Regions from separate parts of the Homo sapiens genome. Here regions 1 and 2 are each linked to region 3. The links are chromatin contacts, found by Hi-C or POLR2A ChIA-PET in ENCODE. All regions are on one chromosome and are shown on one strand. The core of a region is the stretch at or near the end of the contact, and the rest is flanking DNA. Distances in the headings are between cores, read along the strand shown.

Region 1 (4,304 bases), core at 656-3,155, 220 kb before region 3:
GGTACATTGGCCTCTGTGAGGAGGAAAACCAGGAAAGAAAACTGTCAGGAAAGCCAAGTGAAGAAAATATTTCCAGGAGGGAGTGATCAATAATATTAAAGGCTGTATAAGATGCTGACTGGGAACTAACCATTGGATTTCACAACAGAGAGATCATTGGTAATCTCTTCTTTCAAAATAACTTTAATATTGGAATGGTTGAGCTGCTTCTTTTTTTTTTTTTTTTTTTTTTTTTTGGTAAACATGGGATTTCCCCATGTTGCCCAGGCTGGTCTCTAACTCCTGGGCTCAAGTGATCTGCCTACCTCGACCTCCCAAAGTGCTGGGATTACAGGCATGAGCCACCATACACCACAGATTGTTGGTAATCTTGGCACACAGTTTGGTGACATAGTGCAAACAAAAGTCCAGTTGAGATAGATTCATGAGAAAATAAAGACAAGTAGGGGACAGTGAATTGACCTAACTATTCACAGGACTTTTGTTTCTAAAAAGAAATGTTCATGATTTTTATTTATTAATACAACATGATAAACAGAGTATTTTCTATTTGTATCTCTTCAAAAAATTCTAAATTGCATTGTCCCTCTGGTTTTAGGTCACAGTAGGTCCTAAATACAAAAGCAGTTCCCCATTCCTTATATAGACACCCAAAGTAGAAAAAAAAAGGGAACTTAAAATAATCTAGAGACTTGGCACTCTCTTTCCAACCCGTGGGCATCCAAGTGAAACTAGTCTACAACTTGTCTCCCAGAGCTGGAGGCCAGACAGACAGATGGAAGTGGGGATGTTGGGTTCATATGTGCTGACCTCTGTTGTCCTGTGTCAAGTGTTCTTGCACTTGAGTCCTGGGGAACATTTTTGGGTGTTGTTCAGTTCTCTCACTTTTTTCTAACTGAAGCTTGACTTAGCAGAGTGTCCCCACCTTGTCCCACCCACTTATTTCCAAATTGCTTTGATTTTATGCAAAACATAAATTTTTCACTAACTTTATGGTTTGCATAAAATCACAGCAATTTGGAAATAAGCACATTTAAAAATTGTATCTTTTATTTTTTGTTTTGTTATTTTTGTTTTTATTTTTTAATTTTAGAGACAGGGTCACACTTTGTCACTCAGGCTAGAGGGCAGTAGTGCTGTCATAGCTCACTGTAGCCATGAGCTCTTGCGCTCAAAGGATTCTCCCACCTCAGCCTCCTGAGTAGCTGAGACCACAGGTGCGCACCACTATGCCCAGCTAATTTTTTTGGCAGAGGGGATAGAGATGGGGTCTTGCTATATTGCCCAGGCTGGTTTTGAACTCCTGGCCTCAAGTGATCCTCCCACCTCTGCCTCCCAAAGTGCTGAATTTCAGGTGTAACCCACCGCACCTGGCCTAAATCATATTTTTTAAAATGTGGTAGCCCATCTCATTACGTGTGTGTGTGTGTGTGTGTGTGTGTGTGTGTGTGTGTGTGTCTTTACTGCAAAATTCTAAGACTTTTCAAAGCACTCTCTTAGTATTTTTTTAAATTACTGAAATAAATCATTTCATTTAATGATTAGTTTTTTATTTAAAATGTTATTTACAGGTAACTTTTGCCATGACAATATTGCTTACAAAAGGACCCTGTTGTCTTGGCTGTCCCTTCTGTGTGACCCTACCTATGTATATACACATGTCCATATGAATTTTGTTTGTGACTCACTGCATATTAGTCTGAATTGATCATATGACCACAGTCATTGTCCTTTTGATTCAGTAACTACTTGCTAGCCTATTAAGATTTTCACCGATCTCAGGGGTACAGTGCAAAGTTGGTTAAGTTGGCCCAAGAGGTTTCTTCACCTTAGTTCTCTGTTGAGTGAATTATTTGATATAATCCGTAACTTTAGAGATGCTTCTGTTTCCTGTTTTACGCTACACAGAAGCCTCGGCTTCCCCTTTCTCCTCCCTCAAACGTTGCAAGAACCTTTAACCATATGCTGTGTTATTCTGTGAACCACTTCCTCTTGATAAAACGCTTTCATTGCATTTTGAAAAAATACAACACTGAAGGAATCAGGTAAAATTCAATATTCTAAGTTATTTTCAATCACACTGTACACAGGTGACTTCACAGTTTCCACCAGCATTTGCGAGCATCCGAATTCTGTAGTGCGTATTTCATCCTAAGGGCAATCCCATTCATAAGCTTTTTAAAATTTTTTTCTCCTCTTTTGTATCTGTAGTTGTAATATGTCTACTGATTTATTTCCTAGAAAAAAATGTTGCCAGATGGTTTCTAATTAAAAAATAATAAAAATATCAAAGCAAATTGATACTTGGAGAGCCTCAGATTTTTGAAACTTATTTCTCATCAATTCCAGTTCTATTTTAGTTTTGGCAATCTAGTAATAAACTCAAAACACTGTAGGGTAAAAAAACAACAGTCCCTGTAACTCCAGCACTTTGGGAGGCTGAGGCGGGCTGATCACCTGAGGTCAGGTGTTTGAGACCAGCCTGGCCAACATGGTGAAACTCTTTCTCAAGTGAAAAAAAAAAAAAAAAATTAGCTGGTCATGGTGGCCGGTGCCTGTAATCCCAGCTACTTGGGAGGCTGAGGCAGGAGAAACTCTTGAACTGGGAGGTGGAGGTTGCAGTGAGCCGAGATCACACCATTGCACTCCAGCCTGGGCAACAAGAGCAAAACTCCATCTGATAAAAAAAAAAAAAAAAAAAAAAAAGCAGTCAATACTAGGATACAAACATTTTTCTTTAACTGTCTTTAACATAGAAAGATGTACAGTATGCAGATAAATTCATTGAAGAGAAGAAATACAGCTGAGGAAAACCCACACAGAAAAATCTTCCAGAAATTTGTTTAAGCCTCCAATCATGTCTGGGATCAATAAATATTTGATGACTGACTTACTTTGTGTAAACTCGATCGATTTACTTATCTCTGGATGCCTCAGTTTTCTCATCTAAGATGAATATAAAAGTGTTTTCATTTCACCTAGGGTGTGAGGATGGATTTAATCAGTCAATGCACGTAACGCACCAGGACAATCCCTGGCATGGAATGAGAACACCTAATAGTTATTCGCTGTTATTTTTATTATTATCAGGCAGGTAGAGAGCAAGGGGAGATTTCTCTCTCTCTCAACCCCAGCCATGCACAGAAGCAATTGAGTGAGGAGTTTTCTTCTTGGTAGACAGACAGGTAGCAACTTCTCTGGTTAATACTGAAGGCTAATTCTAACCTTCCTGAACTTCATTGACTGTGTCTCATTTTAATAATTGCAAAGTCATTTTTATACCTCCTCTGTTGTTTCATTTTTTTATCATTATTTATTTTGAGTCAGGGTCTTGCTCTTTTGCTCAGGCTGGAGTGCAATAGTGCAATCATGAGTCACTTCAGCCTTGAACTCCTGGGCTCAAAGAATCTTCCTGCCTCGGCCTCCTGAATAGCAGGGACTACAGGCGCATGCCAATATGACTGGCTAATTTTTTTATTTTTTGTAGAGACAGGGTCTTGCTCACAAATATTCTGTTTTGTCTTTTCTTTTCATTCTCAGTGCTCTGAAATTTTCATTCTGTTATTGGTATTAGTATCTTAGTCCAAGTAAAGACTAAGCATAACTAAAAGTACAGCTGAAACGGTGAAATTTGCAACCATTCAAATTAGCTTAGACAACCCGTGAGTTTGTAATATCTTAATACGGTGCTATAAGAAATATAAGAAAGCAGGGTTTTGACAGATAAGCTCCTTATAAAAATGTAAATAATATGAGTTTCTTCATTGTATTGACACTTGCTGCCACCGAAAACATCAACTCTGTAAACCCAAAACTTGATAATCACAAGAAGAGAAAAATCTTAACAAGTTTTTTATTTCATGCAGAAGTTGTTAGGACCACTTGTTTGTTTTGTTTTGTTTTGTTTTGTTTTGAGATGGAGTCTTGCTCTGTCGCCCAGGCTGGAGTGCAGCACGACCTCAGCTCACTGCAAGCTCCGCCTCCCGGGTTCAAGCGATTCTTGTGCCTCAGACTCCCAAGTAGCTGGGATTATAGGTGCGCACCACCACGCCCAGCTACTTTTTTGGTATTTTTAGTAGAGACAGGGTTTCACCATGCTGGCCAGGCTGGTCTCAAACTCCTGACCTCAGGTGATCCACCTGCCTCGGCCTCACAAAGTGCTGGTATTACAGGTGTGAGCCACTGCACCAGGCCTTTTTTGAACTTACATGAAAAATAGTGTATCCTTTTATTTGTTTTCTGTTTTATTAAAAAATTCCTATATAAACAATTGTATTATTACATATTTCACTTAATATATAAAA
Region 2 (4,044 bases), core at 763-3,262, 160 kb before region 3:
CAGACTGATTTCATGGAAAAAAGACACTGTTCCAAAATAGACCTTCCCAAAATTGTGAAGAACATCAAGGTAGATCTCCTGCTGTGCCAAAACATTAGATAAAAACAGCACAGCTAGAGACAAACAGGTCGACAGACAACCGTCTAATATCAGAGAAGTTAAAGTTGGAATTTATATCACAGCAGTGGGGAAAGAATGTGGTATTCAACAAATAGAACTGAAATAACTGTATATCCATTTAGAAATATAATTTCCTACCTCATTCCATGTACCAAACTAAATTCTTGATTGATTAAAATATCTTTAGAGAAAAATAGTATAAAATCCTAGAAGAAAACAGAGGCTGGCTGGGTGCGGTGGCTCATGCCTCTAATTCCAGAACTCTGGGAGGACCAGGTGGGAGGATAGCTTGAGCCCAAGAGTTCAAGACCAGCCTGAGAAACATAGGGAGACCCTGTCTGTACAAAAGGAATAAAAAAATTAGTGGGGATGGTGGCACATGCCTGTAGTCCCAGCTACTTGGGAGGCTGATCCGGGAGGATCATTTGAGCCCGGGAGGTCAAGACTTCAGTGAGCCATGTTCGTGCCACTGCACTCCAGCTGAAGTGACAATATGAGATCCTGAAAAAAAAAAAAAGAAGGAAAGAAAGAGAGAGAGTGAAGGAAGGAAGAAAGGAAGAAAGGAAGAAAGGGAGGAAGGGAGGGAAGGAAGGAAGGAAGAAAGGGAGAAAAAAAAGAAAATATAGGTTAATGTTTTTATAATTTTGAGCTGGAGAAAGGTTTCCTAAGCAAGAATAAAAACTCAAAATTATAACGGAGAAAAATGGCCAGATTTGACCTGATAAAGTTATTTTTAATACCTTATGGCCAAAGATAACAAACAAGAAGTGAAAGACTGACTACAGTGAGAGAGTACATTTGCAACATGTATAAACAAGTATGAATATCCATAAAATATAAAGACTTCAAGAAATCAATAAGAAAAAGATAAACATACAGAAAAATGGCAAAGCTTTTAAAGGGAAAATTTACAGAAAAAGAAGTACCGGTAACCACCGCATAACTAAAAGTTGCTCCGTCTCATTACTGATCAGGGAAATGAAAATTAAGCATGAGATTGATAAAATAAACAATATAGATAATATCCAAATTTTGGTGGAAGTGGGTAAGAAAAAGAGACACTCACGCCTGGGAGCTTGGAATAGAAACTCATACGGCCAAACTGGGGGACAATTTAGCAAAATCTATGTACATGTAACAGGGAGTAAAAATCCTTTCAAATGGCAACTCCATGCTTGACGAATCTATCTCACAAAAATATAAGCTCACATGCACAGTATTTTTTGTAATAGCTAAATATTGAAATAACTTCTAATCATCTGTAGTAGAATAGTTAAATAAATCGTTACACCTGTACCGTAGAATTCTCTGCAGCCATAAAATGAATGTCATATATTAATTCATGTCTTGATGTAGAAAGACTCCTAGATGCAATGTTAAGAAAAAGAAGGCGAGGGGCGGTGGCTCACTCCTCTAATCCCAACAGTTTGGAAGGCCAAGGAAGGCGGATCGCTTGAGCTCAGGAATTCAAGACCAGCCTGGGCAACGTCATGGGATAGAACAGAATAGAATACTACCAAACTATTAACTATGGTACCTTTGGAGAAAAGAACAAAATAAGAAAAAGGGGTGGTGGAGGAAGATGTGCATTTTATTATTTATATATATATATATTTTAAATGTGACTAATATGCATTCGTTTGTAACTTAAAAATGTAAACTTTGAACATCCAGAAGAAAATATCTTGTAAGAAAAGAATACAAGCATATGTAAAGAAATAATTGTGCACTAAGGTGTAAATAGTTCTGCCATCTATTCTTTATTCACTAACTAGTAAAGAAATATAGAAAGCGAAACAAAAAACTAATGGAACACATTTGTAATTGAAGTGTAACCAAATATGTAGATTACAGGCTGCAGTCTTCACAGTGCCTGTTATCCGTGGAGGAGAGGTCTCTGTTTCCATGGCAACACTGCCTGCAGTAAAGAGAACTTGTGAAAGAAATCCTTTTTCTCAGGAGGAAGTGCATGAAGTGTGTGCTGATTTACTGAGCATAAGTTTATCTCTCATTTTTCGTCCTGAGGGGGACTTTTTTTTTTTTTTAATGCTCAATCGCAAAATCCATCACGGACTTAGAATGGCAAAAGTCAAAATGAAATTTCTGGCTAAGCGGTCACCTTGTCTCGACTGCATCAATAATGACATCTCAAGGACAGTCCATCCTGACTCTGGGAGTCCCCAGACAGGCATTAGAACAGCAGTATAATCTTTCACTCCGTTTCTGGGTCAGTGGCACCGATTTTCATGGCTGCACTCTTTTTAAAAAATTAATTTTATTTTTTGATTGACAAATAATAATTGTACATATGCATAACGTACATAGTGATGTTTTGATACATATAATGTATGGTGATCAGATCAAGGTAATTAGCACATCCATCATCTCAAACATTTATCATTTCTTTGTGTTGGGAACATTCAATATCTTTCATATTGGGAAAGATTTATGTATAGATCTTACTAAATTGTCCCCCAACTTGGCCATATCAGTTTCCATTCCAACCTTTCAGACTTGCCTTTGAGAAAACCTATACATGGCAGATGTTTATATAAATTACCTAAAAGTCAATATTTTCTTTACTAAAATATAATCCTTAGTTGTGCTATGAAGGACAACTCTGGAAAATTGTTAACTGTCATCTCAGTTGAAGTTTTATTTTTTTCCCTGTCTTTCAGACATCTCGAGATCTGGCGTGTTTTATACAGTTTGAAAATGTCAACATTTACTATGGGACTCAGCATAAAATGAAATATAAAGCGCCCACTGACTATTGCTTTGTTTTAAAGGTATGTTATAAGAAGTCATTCATTTAGATTTATAAGCAATTTGAGTTAATTTTTTTTCAAGGAAGAAAATGTTAAATTATAGTTAGCCATATGTGTAACAATAAGAAATTGTTTAACCAAAATAGGAATGAGGGAAACATTTCTATCAATTTGGGACATTTTCCCCAAAGCCTCCTATCTGAACCTAAAACTTTAAGGTAACTCTGTCTGGGGATTTCTTCACTTCTGAAAATGAAAGTTCCACATTTTAAACAAATTAATTTATAATGTTATCGATAAGACTAAAAAAAGTTTTCAGTTCTTATTGGGCTCATTCCACCATAAGAAGATTTTAGAAATTAGAAACTTGCAAGATTTCCTAGACAACTTATAGAAAATAGCCAAAAAAAAGTTGTTTTAATTACTGGGTCATGAAACTTCAGGTGTATATTGTCAAAAGGCAATAGGTATTATCAAATGTTAGATATGGTTTACATTTTTTTGAGACCGAGTCTCACTCTGTCACCCAGGGTGGAGTGCAGTGGCTCAATCATAGCCCACTGCAGCCTCAGCCCCCCAGGCTCAAGCAATCCTCCTGCCTTAGCCTCTCAAGTATCTGGGACTAGAGGTGTGCACCACCACACCAGCTAATTTTTGTATTTTTAGTTAAGATAGGGCTTTACCATATTACCCAGGCTGGTCTCAAACTCCTGGGCTCAGGCAATCCACCTACCTTGGCATCCCAAAGTGCTGGGGTTGCAGGCATCAGCCACCACTCCTGGCCGATTTACATTTTTTAAAATTAGAATCTCAGATCAGTCTGATCAGGAGATGGGTTATTACAACCACACATGTGATGCGTTACGGGTCTTTCTGTATGCCTGCAGAACTCTGGATTAAGGACTATGGTAAGTTTTTGTCTGCGTTTCTTTTTAGTCAAATGCAATAACCAGGTGAATTCAATCATATTTAGTAATTTTGACTCCCTGAACAATTACAATCACTTATTATAATCATCAAATAATAATTGGTTGAAATTCTTGGCTTTATCAAGGACTCAGGATATTCAGTGACTTTCATTCAGATGTCCTAGCCTTTTTTTTTTAATTCCTAAGCATCCACTTTTAATTATTTACAGATAATATTAATAATAAAA
Region 3 (3,890 bases), core at 448-2,947:
ATTACAGAACATGCACCACCATGCCCAACTAATTTTTGAATATTTAGTAGAGACGGGTTTCACCATGTTGGCCAGGCTGGTCTCAAACTCCTGACCTCAAGTGATCCACCTGCCTCGGCCTCCCACAGTGCTGGGATTACAGGCTGAGCCACTGTGCCCCCGACCTACAGCATCTTTTTAAGAGCAATGTTTTCTGTTTTAATGTGGCCAAGCAATCTCTAAACGAACATGGTCTGACAAAATTGTGTAGTGACATACTTGACAACTGGGTGAGCTTGAGTGTGATACTTATTTGACCATACGGTATTTCCTCTATATGTTTCCTTATCTTTATATACAAAAAAGGGCAAATGATAATGTCTTAGTCATAGGATCAAGTACAACCCAAGTGCTTACTGCTACACTCTACTTGGCAAATTCCACCTTATGAATGTTTCTTAATATATAAACCTAATCTAAACCAAGATAAGCTACAGGTGCATATTAACAATCTTTACTCATAAAGCTTTGCATATTTTTACATACTATTCTTCAAGATGGAAAAAACACCATCAAACTGGCTTATTTTCATAGATGTCTTTATATAGTCTATGATGTCTTCATTCCATAAAAAATCCACACGATTAAATATGAAATTAATGTACCCAGCTATGAGGCTACCGCATTCTTTAACCCAAGAACAAGAAAATACATGAATCAGAGAACTGCAATTACCTACTTGCTGGTCTATTTCCTCATTAGAGTGAATTTTTTGAGGACTAAATTGCATTTCTCTATCTCTAATGCTTACCCCCTATCTCACTGGCTCTGTGTGTTTGAGTGCATGCGCTGAATGTTTATATCACTTAATTTCTGTTCGGAACACGCTGTCTCTTAGCACCAGTAGATCTGGCCTTAGAGCTAAGGAAAGAAGGCCTTTCTAACCCATAAGGGGTACTAATCCTGTACAGACTCCAATATCTCCCGGGCTGGGTACACGCAGGTTCACACCCAGGTGTGAGCAAGATTGCCAAACTATACCTATAAGGCGTTTGGAGGGGAGAGTCCAAAAGTCACGAGACCCGGCTAATTTAGCTACTATTTCACAACAACCCTGATCGTGGTCGGACTTGTTTCTAGGAAGATGCGATGGGCTGGAACTTCCTTCAAGAACAGATTGCAAAAGGCAGCCGACCAGGGCGTGTCAGGTCACTGCCAAGGGAAGCAGCAGCGGAAACCGTCGCCTCCGGCTTAGGCTGCGGAGCGGGAACCCCATTCTCTGAGTTATGTTTCTGCCTAAACACGCAGAACAAAAGAGTTCGTGGCTGCAAGGGTGGCGCGCGGTAGTATTTCTTGCTAATAAAAGGTCCCCACAGGGACATTTTTGCTATGACTGCAGGCGTGGCCAGTCTCCCTGCACAGCTTCCGGGAAGAGGTGGGGATAGGAGGCTCGCCCCGGGGAAGGTTACGCTCGGGGTCCCCAGACCAGGTCTCCGCACGCCCCTGCCCCGTCGCCTCCCGGGAGCGGCTGCAGTCCCCGTTGGCTGCAGACGGGCAGACACCCGAAGTGTCCGCGCCGGCAGCCGGACCGCAAGCGAGGAAGAGCGAACCGCGCTCCCGGGCCTGGCCGAAGCGCTTCCTGTGCCAGGTTTCCGGCTCCGGGTCCCGGGAGGAGGATCGCGGGCCAGAGGCGGAGCCGCCGCCCTGCCGCGACTTTCAGACTCCGACCATGGCCTCGCGCTGGTGGCGGTGGCGGCGCGGCTGCTCCTGGAAGCCGGCGGCGCGGAGCCCCGGGCCCGGCTCCCCCGGCCGTGCGGGACCGTTGGGGCCGAGCGCCGCTGCCGAAGTCCGCGCGCAGGTGAGGTTGGGAGGCGCGCGCCCGGCGGGGCTCAGAGGTCACGGCTCCAATGACAGCAGTGGGCGGAATGAATGGGAGCGGGGAGCACGTGCGTCGCGACGCGGGGGCGCGCGGGGTAGCTCCGGGGTAGCTCCGGGGTGGGACTCCGGAGCTGAGGGGTGCTCGCGGTGGGACGGAGCCGCGCGTTGGACTGAAGTAGGGGCGCCCTACACGGGGTTGCAGAAAGCGGTGTCCTGGGGACCCCGGGAGCGTTTTGGGGGGTGGAGAAAGCGGTGGGATCCGTGTCCTGGGGGAAGCGCAGGAGCGATCAGATTGACCGCTGCTATATGGACAAGGTTAAGCCTGGAGAGCGACTGCAGCTATTTACTTTGGAGTTAGAGGAAGACAGATCTTGCCTGAAATTTTAGAGCCAAAGTGCTCAGAGCTCTCTCCGAGAAACGGAGGATCGAATCGGCCTCGGAATAGTCCGAAAAGGTCTTGTGGAGAATGCAGGGCTGGTGCTAGGGTGGACCGGACCTTAGTTGTCCAGCAGTGGCCTCGGGAGGAGAGCACACCTGGATGGGGCTGGAATGACACTGGAAGGAGAAAGGCCCGAGGCCGTCAGGAGGAGAGAAACCCTGGAGTCATCTAAAGTCAGAATCTCAGCGATAGCCCATTCTTTCAGGGTCTCCTCTGCTGCCTTTGGGTTCCGATCTCCTTTTTCTCCCTTTCTGGTCAGTTTAGCCCCTGTAAATGGACACTGTGAGCCCTTCTGCGCTTTGTAATGATTCTCAGTGTGCCATGGGGTAGGCCCATGCTATTAGCATAACCGTGCAAAATCTATGGACTCACTGTTACTTAAGTTTATTTGAATTTAGTACTCTTTTAATTCAGATTTGGTATACTTTATGTGTCCGTGTTCTCATCAAACATCATTTCCCAGTATGAAATATATAACACTTATAAATATCTACTTTGTACCAAAGTAGATGCGTATCACAAATTATCCAAAACAAGGCTTGGGCCAGGCACAGTGGCTCACACCTGTAATCCCAGCACTTTGGGAGGCTGAGGTGGGAGAATCGGTTGAGGCCAGGAGTTTGGGACCAGCCTAGGCAACATAGCAAGACTCTGTCTCTATAAAAAATAGAAAAAATTCACCAGGTGGGGTGGTGCATGCCTGTAGTTCTACCTACTCAGGAGCCTGAGGGAGGAGGATTGTTCGATCCCAGGAGTTCAAGATTACAGTGAGCTGTTTATTGTGATAGTGCCAGTGCACTCCAGCCTGGGCAACAGTGTGAGACCCTATCTCTAAAAAATCTAAAGCAAAAAAGACGTTTGGAGACCAAGTGGCAGCTGGGCAACTAGACAATGCTAGAGAGTAAAGAGAACAGAATATGGGGGGTGAGGGGCATGTGGGAGAAGAGGCTTAGAGGAGGAAGGTAGGCTTTGCTGTGATCCATTTCAGGACTGTTCTCTCCAGACTTCAGATATTTCTAGTTCCACAGAAGAAGCCAGTATTTGAAGAGATGGGTGCATCCACCCTCTTATGCCACTACATGCTTCTTCTTCTTCTTCTTTTTTTTTTTTTTTGACACAGAGTCTCACTCTGTCGCCCAGGCTGGAGTGCAGTGGCGGAATCTCGGCTCACTGCAAACTCCACCTCCCAGGTTCAAGCGATTCTCCTGCTGCAGACTCCCAAGTAGCTGGGATTACAGGCGTACACCACGACCCCCAGCTAATTTTTGTATTTTTAGTAGAGACGGCATTTCACCATGTTGCCCAGGCTGGTCTGGAACTCCTGACCTCAAGTGATCCACCCCCTCCTCGGCCTCCCAAAGTGCGGGGATTACAGGTGTGAGCCACCACGCCTGGCCTGACACTTCTTTTTAAAAAAGTTTCTTGCCCACCAAGCAACCTTAGCCAGGGAAAGTGTGCTTTTCTGGAGAGAATATGCTTTATGGCCTCCCCGTCTGCATGACGACAAGGAGGAATTCTGTGGACTCATGATGCCAAGATCATGTATTTCTGATGTGTGTGTCAGTGATGCCTTTCACTATATGTTAATATGTTA

What was found. Hi-C counts contacts between places; a loop is a spot of excess contacts on that map. ChIA-PET counts read pairs that join two places held with the same protein, here RNA polymerase II (POLR2A). Pooled maps may share reads with other maps.
Region 1: a loop to region 3 is called in a map with no recorded cell type, with 9 times the contacts of the local background. The contact joins the enhancer-like site here to the promoter of PDSS1 in region 3. A Hi-C loop is called at or near these places in 1 of 168 maps with a recorded cell type or tissue (naive thymus-derived CD4-positive, alpha-beta T cell), 2 of 37 single-sample maps with no recorded cell type and 10 of 50 pooled maps. POLR2A ChIA-PET finds 5 or more read pairs at or near these places in 4 of 52 experiments (A549, B cell, OCI-LY7 and 1 more).
Region 2: a pooled map shows a loop between it and region 3 (2.1-fold over the local background). The contact joins the enhancer-like site here to the promoter of PDSS1 in region 3. A Hi-C loop is called at or near these places in 4 of 50 pooled maps. POLR2A ChIA-PET finds 5 or more read pairs at or near these places in 2 of 52 experiments (OCI-LY7 and activated CD4-positive, alpha-beta T cell).

The regions. Positions count from the first base shown.
Region 1 is chr10:26,480,411-26,484,714 of GRCh38, forward strand. All of the region lies in intron 2 of APBB1IP (amyloid beta precursor protein binding family B member 1 interacting protein), which reads left to right. Among named protein-coding and RNA genes, the nearest start is that of APBB1IP, 44 kb to the left of the region's middle. Within about 2 kb of position 1,906, at least 10 of the 41 ENCODE cell types and tissues checked have a DNase peak (open chromatin) inside an H3K27ac peak, as active enhancers do; they include B cell and OCI-LY7, where a contact is called at or near this core.
Region 2 is chr10:26,538,784-26,542,827 of GRCh38, forward strand. APBB1IP (amyloid beta precursor protein binding family B member 1 interacting protein) reads left to right here. Exons shown (of 15, transcript NM_019043.4): 11 at 2,799-2,909. Among named protein-coding and RNA genes, the nearest start is that of LINC03028, 39 kb to the right of the region's middle. RefSeq lists an enhancer at 1,968-2,037. Within about 2 kb of position 2,013, at least 2 of the 41 ENCODE cell types and tissues checked have a DNase peak (open chromatin) inside an H3K27ac peak, as active enhancers do.
Region 3 is chr10:26,696,004-26,699,893 of GRCh38, forward strand. It overlaps PDSS1 (decaprenyl diphosphate synthase subunit 1), which reads left to right and starts at 1,698. Exons shown (of 12, transcript NM_014317.5): 1 at 1,698-1,837. The coding sequence starts at 1,709. RefSeq lists a silencer at 1,371-1,990 and an enhancer at 1,865-2,753.